Linked DNA regions of Mus musculus: all the other regions are linked to region 1. A link is a contact called in ENCODE Hi-C or POLR2A ChIA-PET data. All regions are on one chromosome and are shown on one strand. Each heading gives the region's core, a stretch centred on a gene start or an enhancer-like site at or near the end of the contact. The rest is flanking DNA. Distances are from core to core; before and after follow the strand shown.

Region 1 (4,075 bases), core at 84-2,583:
CGGTGGTGGTGCACACCTTTAATCCCAGCACTTGGGAGACAGAGGCAGACAGATTTCTGGTTTTGAGGCCAGCCTGGTCTACAGAGTGAGTTCCAGGACAGCCAGGGCTACACAGAGAAACCCTGTCTCGAAAAACCAAAAAAAAAAAAAAAAAAAAAAAATAATAATAATAATAATAATAATAATAATAAAATATTTAAAAAGTAGGTACAGAGACTTGGGTTTTAGTCCTGGAAGTGACACTCTATGTCAGAAATTGCTCCCTGTGTCTCAATTCTTCTCTGCCTGGACACTGGTGGCTATGAAAGACAGGAAATGCCACCCACACATGGCAGGCATGCTTTTGATCCCAGCATTTGGGAGGCTGAGGTAGGAGGGTTGCAAGTGCCAGGCCAACTTGGGCTATAAGGTGAATCCCAGGCCAGCCTGGGCTACATAGAAGGATCTGCCATCTTTCTCTTTCCTTCTCTAGGTCTTTTCAAGTGCCCTTTCACCTAATTCAAAGAACATCCCAGAGGCCATCTCCTAACCAGGAAGGGGTAGGGAAGACCCAGTTCCTCTCAACGGGGCTAGGGAGTGGTGAGCCCCTGGCCACCTCTACACTACACAGCTAGGGAGAACTGGAGCCTTTCAAAGCCCTAGCTCCGACATCTTCCACTAGGTGGCACCCCCCAACTCTGAGTGTCGAGGGGAAATGAATTTCCTAAAAGGTGAGCCAATCCAGATGAGAGGCAGCGGGGGAAAAGTGGCGGGGAGAGGCGGAAATTAGCTCTCTCGCCCCCCAAGAAAGGAAATAAAGCTGACACAACCCAGGGACTCAGCCATCACGCCCTGGTCCTGCTCGCAACCCCTTTGAGCTCTGGGGGCCAAGGGCCGGAGATCCCCACCCAATGCACGCCGCCGCAGAGAACACTTGCAGCGTCCGAAAGAGAAAGAGCCGGACCTGGAGACAGAGGTGGGAAGTACGGACAAGAGAGGAGCTGGCCCAAGAGTGGGGTGGTTCCTGTCCTGGAGAAAGGCCTGCAGCTTTCCGACATGCTGGGCAAGAGAAGCCTCTTATTGGGGGGGAGGGGGTGCGGGGAGGTGTCTCTACAACAACTGCCCCCACCCCTCCAAAAAAGAAAAGAAAAAAACAACCTCGTTAGTGCATCAGAAACCCCTAGGGGAGTTTCAAGAGGCAGGTCTTCTCTTGTCTCTGAGCTGAGACTCCAGAGGACCCTCAATTGCACAGGCAGCCTGGTCAGGCCTCTGGACCTCTGGACAGTAGCCGGGGAGATTGTCTGCAGAGGGTCCTCCTACCTGCGTCGGGGTCCGGGCTCCCTGGGAGGCATCTGGCGGTCAGCTCCAGGACTAGGGCTTGGCCGCACGATGGCCCGCCCACCTCAATTTCCATTAGCCATTGCTCGGAGATCCAGGGCTTCCATTGGTTACTTGTCTACGTAGAGGCGGGACTCTCCTGGAATGCTGTGTTTCTTTTCTACTCAGTTCACATTCCTCCTCCCTTTCCTCTTTCTCCCCACACCCCATTTCTAGGGATCATGTGATTAGAGAATCATATGACAACATAGCCCGCCTCCCCCAGGGCAGAGCTTGCTGGTTTGGGTTCTGGCGGCAGAGTGTTGCAGAGATGAGACACCTCATGCCTAAGGGCACCCACAGTTAGGAGAGCTGCCCTGAGGGCACGCGTTCAAGGTCGTTTACTGGAGGGTGTCTGCTTCTGGATCGGGACTTTTGTACATTCCTGTCTCTTCACGCCTGGCAGACAAGGACTCGAAACCAGTTGGAAGATGGTTGTGAGGGTGAAGATAAATAGTCCCCAGGTTTGAATGGGGAGAGTGGCTTAGACTAAATCTAATAAAGGTTCAAGGGCGAGTACCGGGCACTGTAGATGTGTGTAGGGAGGAGGCAGGAGATTGGCTCAAACTGGGGGGAAGAAGAGATTTAAATCCATATTGATAGCACTGCATTAAATTGAAGCTGAAAGAATTTTAAGAGGCTGATAAGGTGGGACAGAGGAACTTGAAACTAGATTGGGAAAGACAGTGAATCCTTTCCTTGGGTAGTTTATATCTTGTTCTTTACAGACAGCCTCTAGCAAGGGTTGAAAGCCACGTTCAAGATAAGGGCATTAGCCAAGTGTGTGGCACTGCCTGTGGAGTAGGCTGGTGGCTGTCGAGATGGAAGGGGTTTCCTTGTTTCAGCTGTCCCCACCTTCGAGGAATTGTTATGGTGGGTGAATAGAGACCATGGGGGTCAGCCATACAGTTCAGGACAGTGGGAGTCTTACATAGAGAGGAGTGCATGCAGGGTTGTGGAATTCCGTGAGGGCTTCTTACACTGGAGTCCCAGAAAGTGTGTAAGACTGGTGCATCATTCTGCATCCTGATGGTGTTAGCATAGGTGTTCCATGACATTCATACAGGTGTCCCCAGAACAGACCATTGCTTATGCTTCTAGTGAGACACAGCCATCTGCGGAGGCTGAGGAAGGGGTGCTGCTGAACCCCAGGAGTTGGAAACCAGACTCAGCAACATTGCAGCTCACCCTCTGAGTCAGGGTTTCCTGTGTTCCAGACGAGCTTCAGCTTGATAGATAGCTGACACAGAACTTCTCAGTTTTCTGCCCCCATCTCCCAAGCGCCACGATTGCAAGTGCAGATTGCCGTGTTTAGTTTCTGTGCTGCTGGGATTAGACCTAGGGCCTTGAGCATGCTGAGCTACAAGTGCTACCAACTGAGCTACATCCTAGACGCAGCACTGCCTCAAGGGGAAATAAAATGGGGAGCAGGTAAAAGCTTAACAAACCTGCTTCCTTTGTTTCACAAGACAGAAATGACTCCCAGAAACCACGACTTCTGACTTCTGCACACACACCATAGCATTAGCGCACCCCCAGACTTACATACGCAATCGCTTGAAATAAATAATAAAAAGGTAGAACAAACTTCTGGGGCTACAGCTTAATGGCATTGCTCTAATCTAACACGAGAGGTTCTGGTTTCCGTCTGAAGGAGGGAGCGCATATTTCACAGAACAACATTTGGACAGTCGATCTGTCCACCTGGTTTTGTTTATCAAGAAAGGGTTTCTCTGTGGAGTTCTGGCTAGCCTGGAACTCACTCTATAGACCAGGCTGGACTCAAACACAGAGAGATCCACCTGCCTCTGCCTCCTCAGTGCTGGGGTTCAAAGCCACATACCACCACCACCACCCTACCTTGTTTATCTTGTTTGTTTGTTTGTTTGTTTTGGTTTTGGTTTTGGTTTTTTTCGAGACAGGGTTTCTCTGTATAGCCCTGGCTGTCCTGGAACTCACTTTGTAGACCAGGCTGGCCTCGAACTCAGAAATCCGCCTGCCTCTGCCTCCCCAGTGCTGGGACTAAAGGCATGCGCCACCACGCCCGGCGTTTACCTTGTTTTTAAGGCAAGGTCTCTGTTTTTGCCTCTGCGCGCTGTGTGCTTCATGATACCTGGCCCTTAAGCCTCCAAATGATTTTCTTGACTCTGCCTCCCATCTTGCCATAGAAGATCAGCCTCTTCATTTTTATTTTTATTTTTTTTTTTACTTTTTATTTTGAGATGGAGTCTCCCTAAGTTTTCCAGGCTAGCCTTGAACTCACTATATAACCCACATAGACCTTGAACTTGGACTCTTTAGCTGGGATTATAGACATGAACCAGCAGGCTCTGCCTCCTCCTCCTCCCCCGACCCCACTTTAGAGACAGAGTCTGTCTGGTCTCAGGCTCACTTTGTACCCTAGACTAACCTTGAACTTCCTGACCTTGATCCTGGTGCCTCTGCTTCTTAAGTGCTGGGATTACAGATTTGAGCTCCTTTATCCAGTTTGCCGTCTTCTCGGTTACTATTTTAGAACTTAGATAGGTTTTGTAAGCTTCGTAAAAAAATTTTTAAGTTAGATGTATGTATATATGTATGTATGCATGCATGAATTTATATGTATCATATGTGTGCAGGAGCCTTTGGGGGCCAGAGGGTACTGAATCACTGGAGCTGGAGTTACAGCCCCACGTGAGTATTGCAAACCAAATCCTCTACCAGAGCAATAAGCATTCCT
Region 2 (3,702 bases), core at 1,182-3,681, 280 kb after region 1:
TGACTCCAGATAGTCTTCTCGGAGCTTCTTGCCGAAGCTGGCGTTGACTAGGTTCACTAGGCGGCCCTGGTCCAGGCTGTCCAGGTTGCGCACTCGCAGCATCCGCTCAGCATTTTTAAACAGGGTGCCACAGCCTGGGAGATTGGAAAGAGCGCGTAGGTTGGGCCAGAGTCAGGTCCACCGCTAGGTGCGCTTTCTGCCCATCTCCCTAGTTCTCAAGTTCTTTATTCCAGTTTCCACTGTCTGAGTTCTCTTGCCTCTCTCAGGTCTCCCGACAGCTTTCAGCCGAGGTGGGGGCGGGGGGATGAGTGGGCGGGGCACTCCTGCTGTCCCTCAGCTGGGCACTGCCCAGTGGTCACCTTTGGGACTCAGCCCAGCCCACCTTCTCACATATCTCACCCTTGTTACTAAAGAGTTCCGTGAGCAGCGTGCTAGCGGCTGTAATGACTGCGGAGGAGTAGTGCGGCAGGCGGCTCAGCACGTCCACGATGAGCCGAATCTGCTGCCGCTCTTTGATGCTCAGCCACTCAGCGTTGGTAACAAGGTCAAGGTCAGCGGGCAGGTTCACGTTGCTCAGGATCTAAGTCCCAGGAAGAAGATGAACCTCTAGCAGATTCACACCCATACCAAACTGAGCCTAGCCCTGTGGACCTCTCCGTGACCACTTAACTTTTATCTTCTCTGCTGGGAAGCGCTCAGATCTGGGAACCGAGGAACACCACCCCCCCCCCCCCCGATCTTCTGTTAGGTCTTCCTACTCTATTGGCTTGAGAGTGACTGTAGCCTGTTATGGGTTTACGTAGGGGTCACAGGGCCGGGGACTCAGTCTTGCTTAGTGTTATGACGTGGCACAGGAGAGGGGCGCACCTTCTGACTGTTATTCCGCAGGCCGCCTGAATTATTGAGGAAGATGATTTTGGTGGGCTGCAAAGCCTTGGCTAGAGATGCAGTCACCTCCAGCGAGTCAAGGAGCACGGAACGGCGCGCAGCCGTTTCCCCAATGGGGCACAGGATGGGGATGCTGTTGGATTCCAGACACCACTGCAACAGGTCTGTCTCCACCGCGACGATGCCACCGTAGCTGTGGGCCAGATGTGGTGCTTGAGCGGGACCAGGGCAGGGCCAGCAGAGTGGTCCGCCCTCTCTGAGGATGCCGGGGCAGGTTGGGTTGACACTAACCTGGCATGGGGAGCTGGCTCCGCAGCGCTCAGTACTGATCCGCCGCCAAAAAAGGGCACAGCAGTAGCCGCGTTGTGCCTTAGTTCATCCACCAGCACCTTGCAGCTCTGAGCAAGCTGCGCCTTAGCTTCCCAGAAGGAAAGACAGCCAGAAGGTGCCGTGGGGGTAGGCAGCCCCAGAACCACCAGTGGCTTCATGTCCATGCGTTGCAAGAAGGCCAGGGCGAAAGCCAGGCGGGATACCGCCTGCGGGCACCGGATCACCTCCTCATCGACCTGTACAGAAGTGGACGTTCAGGGACGCGACACTGACTCTAAGCCGCCTGTTCCTAATCGGGCTTTAGGACCCTCAGTGACCACATTCTACTTAGGAGCCATTGGGCCCCACTTTTGGCCGACTGCTCCGCCCTTTGCCCGTTGGGTCTTAGCCACCCCCTTATCTAGCACTAATGTTCCTCCCTCAGCTCCTCCCAGCGGCCTTGGACTCTGGGACACCTTGGGGGGAGGGGTAGTGCGACAGCTCAGCCGACTGAACCCCTAACTGCTTCCACGGTGAGAGGCCTTTGTCAGACATCACTTCTGGAGGCCCGGGCTTCCCAGCCTTCTCCTTAGCGCCAAGGGCGGTTTTCGTAGCCTTATGGCTTTCTCCATCCCCAGCACTAACTCAACGCCTCTGCTCTCCAGATTCACAGTTAGGCATGCTGAGACCTACGACGTACTATTGAACAGTCACCATCTCATGACAGTGACACGACGACACCGGGATCGGCTTACCTCCATGACGGCGAAGGGCTTGTCCACCGAATGGTAGCAGGTCTGGAATTGCGTGAGCCAGTGGCGTGCTTCCCCCGGGCTGGCACCACACTGGTTCAGGAAGGCCTGGATGTCCCGCTGCACCAGTGATCTGCCGGCGGGAGGCGCAGGGGATTCGAGGGGCGTTGGAAGCGGTGTCCACGACGGCTCCTCGACCGCAGGAGACTGGACACGACCCTTAGCGCCCTCGGCGTCCTCTGCGTGAGCCCTGGCGGTGCTGAGCCGGCGTCCCGGGCTGGCGCTCTTTGCCCCGCGCCGCCGCGCGCTGCCACTCAGTCTCCGTGAGCCCCCAGGACCTCCCGGGCTGCGCAACCTTCTGGCCGCTGCAGCAGACCGCAGGGCTGTGGCCACCCACGCCGTCGCCATGACGACAACCAAACCCACTCGTCCCCCCCACCCACAGGTGACGGTCGCTCTGGAGCGCACAGCACTAGGGGTTCTTAACTTGCCGCTGATCTGGGCTGGATCAGACTCGGGGCGGGATGGGATAGGAGGCCCGGAGTGGCTTCTGGGTGCGTTTGAGGTGTGGCAAGTCACAGACCAGAGGGTGGCGCCTCTAGACTTCTCCGCCCCTTGTGTATGGGGGTACGGAACCGTTAGTGAGGGTCACGAAGGTCAGATTTAGAGTGGTGGAGCTCTTTGATCTGCTACCAAAATGCTGGATTTAGAAAGCGCTCAGATGTCCTAGGTGTGCGTGCGAATTTGCAGGGTCATGCAAGTGATTTGAGTTGGAAGGAGTCTGGGAAAGTTGAACACAGGGGGTGTGGTCCTCACTGCAGCATATGGATACAAAGTCCTGTTGTCAAGCAGGACTTGGTGTGACATATTTGTACTCTCAGTTCCTTGGAGGTCCGGGCAGGAGGAGAACATAGGCTACATAGCGGGGGAGCCTTGTCTCAAAAGATAAAACCCAGAACTCCTGAGGCAGAGGCAGGCCTGTATCCACGAGTTCAAGGTCAGTCTGGTCTACTTTGAGAGTTCCAGGACAGCCAAGGGGCTACATATTATAGAGAGATGATCCCACTTCAAAAAACAAGAAACACAACAACAACAACAATAAACCTAAAAAAATAGACAAAAACACAAAACAAAACAAAATGAACGGGGGGGGGGGCGGTGATGGCCACATTTGGGAATGTCCTCCACATGGAGGAATCAGAAGGATCAGGCTCAAGGTCATCCTTGACTTTATAAGCAATTCAAGGCCAGCCTAAGCTAAGGAACCCTGCTCTTTTTCTTTTAAGGAACAGGGTTTCTCTGTGTAGCCCTGGCTGTCTTAGAACTCACTCTGTAGACTGGGCTGGCCTTGAACTCAGAGATCTGCCTGCCTTTGCCTCCAAGTGCTGAGATTGAAGGCATGCGCCACCACTGCCTGGCCTAAACCCTGTCTTAAGAAAATCTCATTTGGGCTGGTGAGATGGCTCAGCGGGTAAGAGTACTGACTGCTCTCCCGAAGGTCCTGAGTTCAAATCCCAGCAACCACATGGTAGCTCACAACCACCCATAGTGAGATCTGATGCCATCATTCTGGTGTGTCTAAATACAGCTGCAGTGTACTTATTTATAATAATAAATAAATCTTTGGGCCAGAGTGAGTCAGGGACTGAGCAAGCAGAGTTGACCGGAGCCATCTAAATTCAATTCCCAACAACTACATGAAGGCTCACAACCATCTGTACAGCTACAGTATGTAGATGTTTATATACATAAA
Region 3 (4,006 bases), core at 271-2,770, 340 kb after region 1:
CATCCACTAATCTCACAGGACTATTGCAGGAAACTATCAATCAAATGTAAGGTGTGTGTGTGCATAGGTGGGGGGTCAGACTGTAAGAATAGTGAGTTGGAATACACTAGGTGGATTAGAACTTGAATCCCACTGTGTCCTTGGGATCCTGGATGCAGTAAGTTTGCTGTGAATTGCTATGGGGGGTAATATTTGAGAAGTTTTGGGAGGAATCAAGATTTCTCTCCCCCACCCAACTAAGTGCAAACAGATTCTCTAAGCAGAGGTGAGTGGGTAAGATCCAAGGGAGTCTCCGAGGAAGGAGACCTCTTGTCCTGAGTTTAATTAGGAAGATCTAGTTTGGAAGCCTTTTTCCTCAGACAGAAGCCTGTAGTTCCAACCACCACCATCTGGGGTCGCTACAAAACTTTCTCTTCTCTAAGGAATAAGAGACGTGGGCTACTTAACAGCCTTTAGCATTTTGACCCATCGCTGGCTTTTCCCTACACCAATTCCCAACTGCTTCCCTTTGCTAACAGGGTCGGCTGGGACCACATCTAGACATGAATCCTCAAGTCAATTCATTTTCGAGATTTCCAAGCAAGTTTCCAGGATCTTAGAAGCTCAGTTATAAGAGGAAGATATAAACGCCCCGCTCCCCACCGAGCGCCTATTCCATAGGGTAGCGGAGGGGTTAGGGGGCACCCAAGTCAGGGAAGGCCCCGGCTTGCACAGACTGAATGAAGGCTGTTTTCCACTTGGGGCCACCAATAGTCTGAGGCTGTGCAGTATCTTTTACTAGCAGGTCTGGGAGGAGCCAGAGGCTGAGCAAGGCGGGCTAGCGGGCTTAACCCTTTGCTTTCTTCGTTTTGCTGCCTGAAATAGAATCTAGGGCCTCTCCTGCACGTTCAACCCACCAATGGAGCCGGACGCCGTCACTACTTATTTGTTGAAACGGGATTTAGGAGGGAGAGACTGTTTCTTCTGCTCTTGTGCCTTAAACAGAGGCAAGGATCAACTTCCCGCGTCAAGGCTAAAATTAGGATCTTGGTCCCTTTCATGAAAAAACACAGTCCCACTCTCTTAAATTTTCTGTTTTTCTTCAAATTTTCTTAGAAGCAGGCATGTGCCGTATGACTATAACGCCACCCCCAGGCTTATCCCCTACCAGAGTTAGTGTCCTGATGTCCCCTTGCTTTTCCAAAACTGTGTTAGGAAAGGACAGACGAAGCGTTCAGGGGACTGGTACGCTGGACTAAGCGGTCCCGTTAAGGGGGGTGATCCCATCGCGCTCAGTTTCCCCCCCTTTCTTTTATTAAACATCATCGCCCTTTTAAAGAATTCCTACGCGCCAAGTAACACACGTTGGTCCTGCTCAGAGTTGGGGGTCGTGGGCTTTGCGGTGCCTGTTAACCACCACTTCCCCGCCCACCCGCCTGCTCCTGGGAGATTACTTTACAGTGGACCGTAGGTTGCCGCGTCCCTTCCGTGTCCCAGCCCTCTCCTTTCTGTCTCCGCCCCTTCGCTCCTAGGAGACCTTGCCGCTTTAAGAGCGCGGCTAGCGATTGACAAGCAATAACCGCGGAGCGCCGGGCTGCGCGGAATCGCCCCAAGCTAGGGGCTCCCCAAAACGCAGGTAGGTATTCCTAGGCCCCTGGGCCAGCACCCACCTCAGAACCCTTGCCTCCTTTTCGACCTATCACCTACACTTGGGGATCCTATTCTCCAGGTCCAAACTCCTGGGCCCCTTCCCCAAGTCGCCCCACTCCCTCTCCAGCTGCAGCACTGGGCTCTCTGTGTGTGATGCCGGTAGGGAGAACCGAACCCCTCATCCCAGGGATGCTGGTTCCCATGCCAGCGATGAGGGCTCCAGAGGGACACCGGACACAGAGACGCTGAGCTGAGAGGAGCACAGGTATTTGCGCGGCCTCTCCAGGGTCTGTGTTGGGTTGGGGGGGGGGGGGGACTTCGGATCCCGGCATTACGTAAGAGCCGTGCTACTGGCGTTTCCGGCCCTGGGGGAGCTAGACTAAGATTGTACTGGGTCCCTTGGCACCCTGCACCCCAAGAGACCAACACCTCAGTCATTCCTGAGAGAGGGTTCTGGAGAGGGGCGGTCTGCTAACCTAGAGTGCCAGGCCAGGTCCAGGAGGTTGCAGGGTTTTGGAGCCAGGGTTTAAGGTATGGGGATTCCAGAGGGAATCAGCACCAGAAGCAAGGAGCCAGGGTCAGAAAGTTAGGTCAACTAAGGGGTAGTGGGGAATGAAGACCTGGGGGACGTGGGGGGGGGCAGTCATTCAGTGACCTCATCCCCTAGTCCCGGCGGGCACGCAAGCAAAGAACCTTCTTTGATGGCTCGCAACACGCCCCCTCCTTCCTAGGTCCTAGCGCCCGGCGGGTTAGGGCTGAATTGAAGGGGCGGGGGCAATCTGATTGTGAGTGCGGGCACGTCCGCCGGCTCCCTAGACCCCATCCTCCAGTCCTCAGTTATCTACAGTTCTCCCCATAACCGTGTCCGGCTCCAAAGTGCCTTTGTCAGGCGTTCGTCTTTCGCACCTCTCTGAGTCTGCACCGATGGAGCGGGGGTGGGTGGGAGGATGGAGGAAATCTCTCTCTTTGAAGCTGGCGGGCTTCACCTACACACCCGGGGGACGGGGGTTGGATAGCTTGGTGGCGGATGTGCGTGTGGAGGTGGGAGTGGGAGGGCCTTAGGTTTAGGCTTTTGGGCGCCGTGATGCTGGTTTCGTGATGACTGGGCCCGGGGACCTTGGCACGGAACCAGGCTAGCTTGCCTGGCACTGCCGTTCTCCTGTGGGCACGGGCGGCCCCGCCCTCTCAGAGGCTTGGGTGGGGGTGGGGCAGAGCGAGCCGACGCCGTGGGAACCAACTCCTCAGGGAGCAGACCCAGGCTTACTGGGCAGGACTCCTGGGCCTAGGGTTTCACACAGGCTCCTCCCTGGCTCTTCCCCGTTTCCCTGCTCCAGGAAAAGAGGAACCACAGCAAGCACCTCTAGTGGGGAGTATGGCCCAAGGCCTGAGAAGCTGTCCCCTGCTCTCTAGGAATAAGGACATGGAGTTGACAGAGGGGACACTGGCGCTGGCACAGTGTAACCTGGACATTTCTTTTAACCAGTGGTGCTAGCGTGAAAGGGGTTCCCCTCATCTCTCTCTCTCTCTCTCTCTCTCTCTCTCTCTCTGCAAGTTCGATTTTTCTGGAAAAGATCCGGGAGGAAAGGGAATCGTATCCCTCACCTTTGTCATTTGGTTTCTGGAGCTGTCATTATCTTAGGCTTGGGAGAGGGAGAGGGAGAGGGAGAGGGAGAGCGAAGAGGAGGAGGAAGAGGAGAGAGAGAGAGAGAGAGAGAGAGAGAGAGAGAGAGAGAGAGAGAGAGAATTTTATTAAAACCTGTAGTTGCTCCTCTGAGAATTATTTTGGGTTGGAGAGGGGAGAGGCTGGGAGGGTGGAGTGGCCCTATGGCTCCCCGTGTGGTGGTGGTGGGGATGCATTTAGTCTTAAAGTGGGCACTGCCAGCTGCTTCCCCCTACTCCCCCACCCTTGCTGAGAGCCACTGCCTCCTGTTGTCATGGCAACTGGGGAATTAGGGTTTTATCCAGTAACACATGCCCAGGAAGGCAAGGGGAGAAAGAGTAGTGGGTCACCCTGTTCTCCTTTCCACGGAGGATGAAGGAGCCAAGCTTAGCTTGGGAGACCCGGGGATGGGGATGGGACTGCAAACTCCATGCCTGCTTCTGGCTGCTGCCCTTCACTTCTCCCTGTCCCAACTCCTGGTGGAGAGAGAGAGAGAGAGAGAGAGAGAGAGAGAGAGAGAGAGAGAGAGAGAGAGAGAGAGAGAGAGAAAGAGCAGGAAAGGAAATATCATTTCTGTCAGCTGGACACCAGTGTTTGTGAGGGCACCCTCACCCGAAGGTTCTAGGCCTGGGGCACAGCGGCAGGTAGCGGACCTCAAGGCTGCCCCCTTGGACTTTCCAGGCCTGGGAAACTTTCCAGTGTTTGCTCATATCCTCG

Evidence for each region. A loop is a pair of places that touch in the nucleus more often than their neighbours do. ChIA-PET counts read pairs that join two places held with the same protein, here RNA polymerase II (POLR2A).
Region 2: a loop to region 1 is called in a map of adrenal gland, with 4 times the contacts of the local background. The contact joins the promoter of Nags here to the promoter of Grn in region 1. A Hi-C loop is called at or near these places in 1 of 37 maps with a recorded cell type or tissue (adrenal gland). POLR2A ChIA-PET finds 5 or more read pairs at or near these places in 1 of 5 experiments (embryonic stem cell).
Region 3: a loop to region 1 is called in a map of T-helper 2 cell, with 2.3 times the contacts of the local background. The contact joins the promoter of Mpp2 here to the promoter of Grn in region 1. A Hi-C loop is called at or near these places in 1 of 37 maps with a recorded cell type or tissue (T-helper 2 cell). POLR2A ChIA-PET finds 5 or more read pairs at or near these places in 1 of 5 experiments (embryonic stem cell).

What each region holds. Positions count from the first base shown.
Region 1 is chr11:102,427,765-102,431,839 of GRCm38, reverse strand. It overlaps Grn (granulin), which reads right to left and starts at 1,333. Exons shown (of 13, transcript NM_008175.5): 1 at 1,300-1,333.
Region 2 is chr11:102,144,242-102,147,943 of GRCm38, reverse strand. Nags (N-acetylglutamate synthase) reads right to left here and starts at 2,431. Exons shown (of 7, transcript NM_145829.2): 1 at 1,953-2,431; 2 at 1,180-1,454; 3 at 868-1,081; 4 at 400-580; 5 at 1-134. The coding sequence starts at 2,357. Gm11586 (a long non-coding RNA gene) reads left to right here and starts at 1,637. Exons shown (of 3, transcript XR_880227.3): 1 at 1,637-1,730; 2 at 1,863-2,394.
Region 3 is chr11:102,086,029-102,090,034 of GRCm38, reverse strand. Mpp2 (membrane protein, palmitoylated 2 (MAGUK p55 subfamily member 2)) reads left to right here and starts at 1,520. Exons shown (of 13, transcript NM_016695.4): 1 at 1,520-1,615.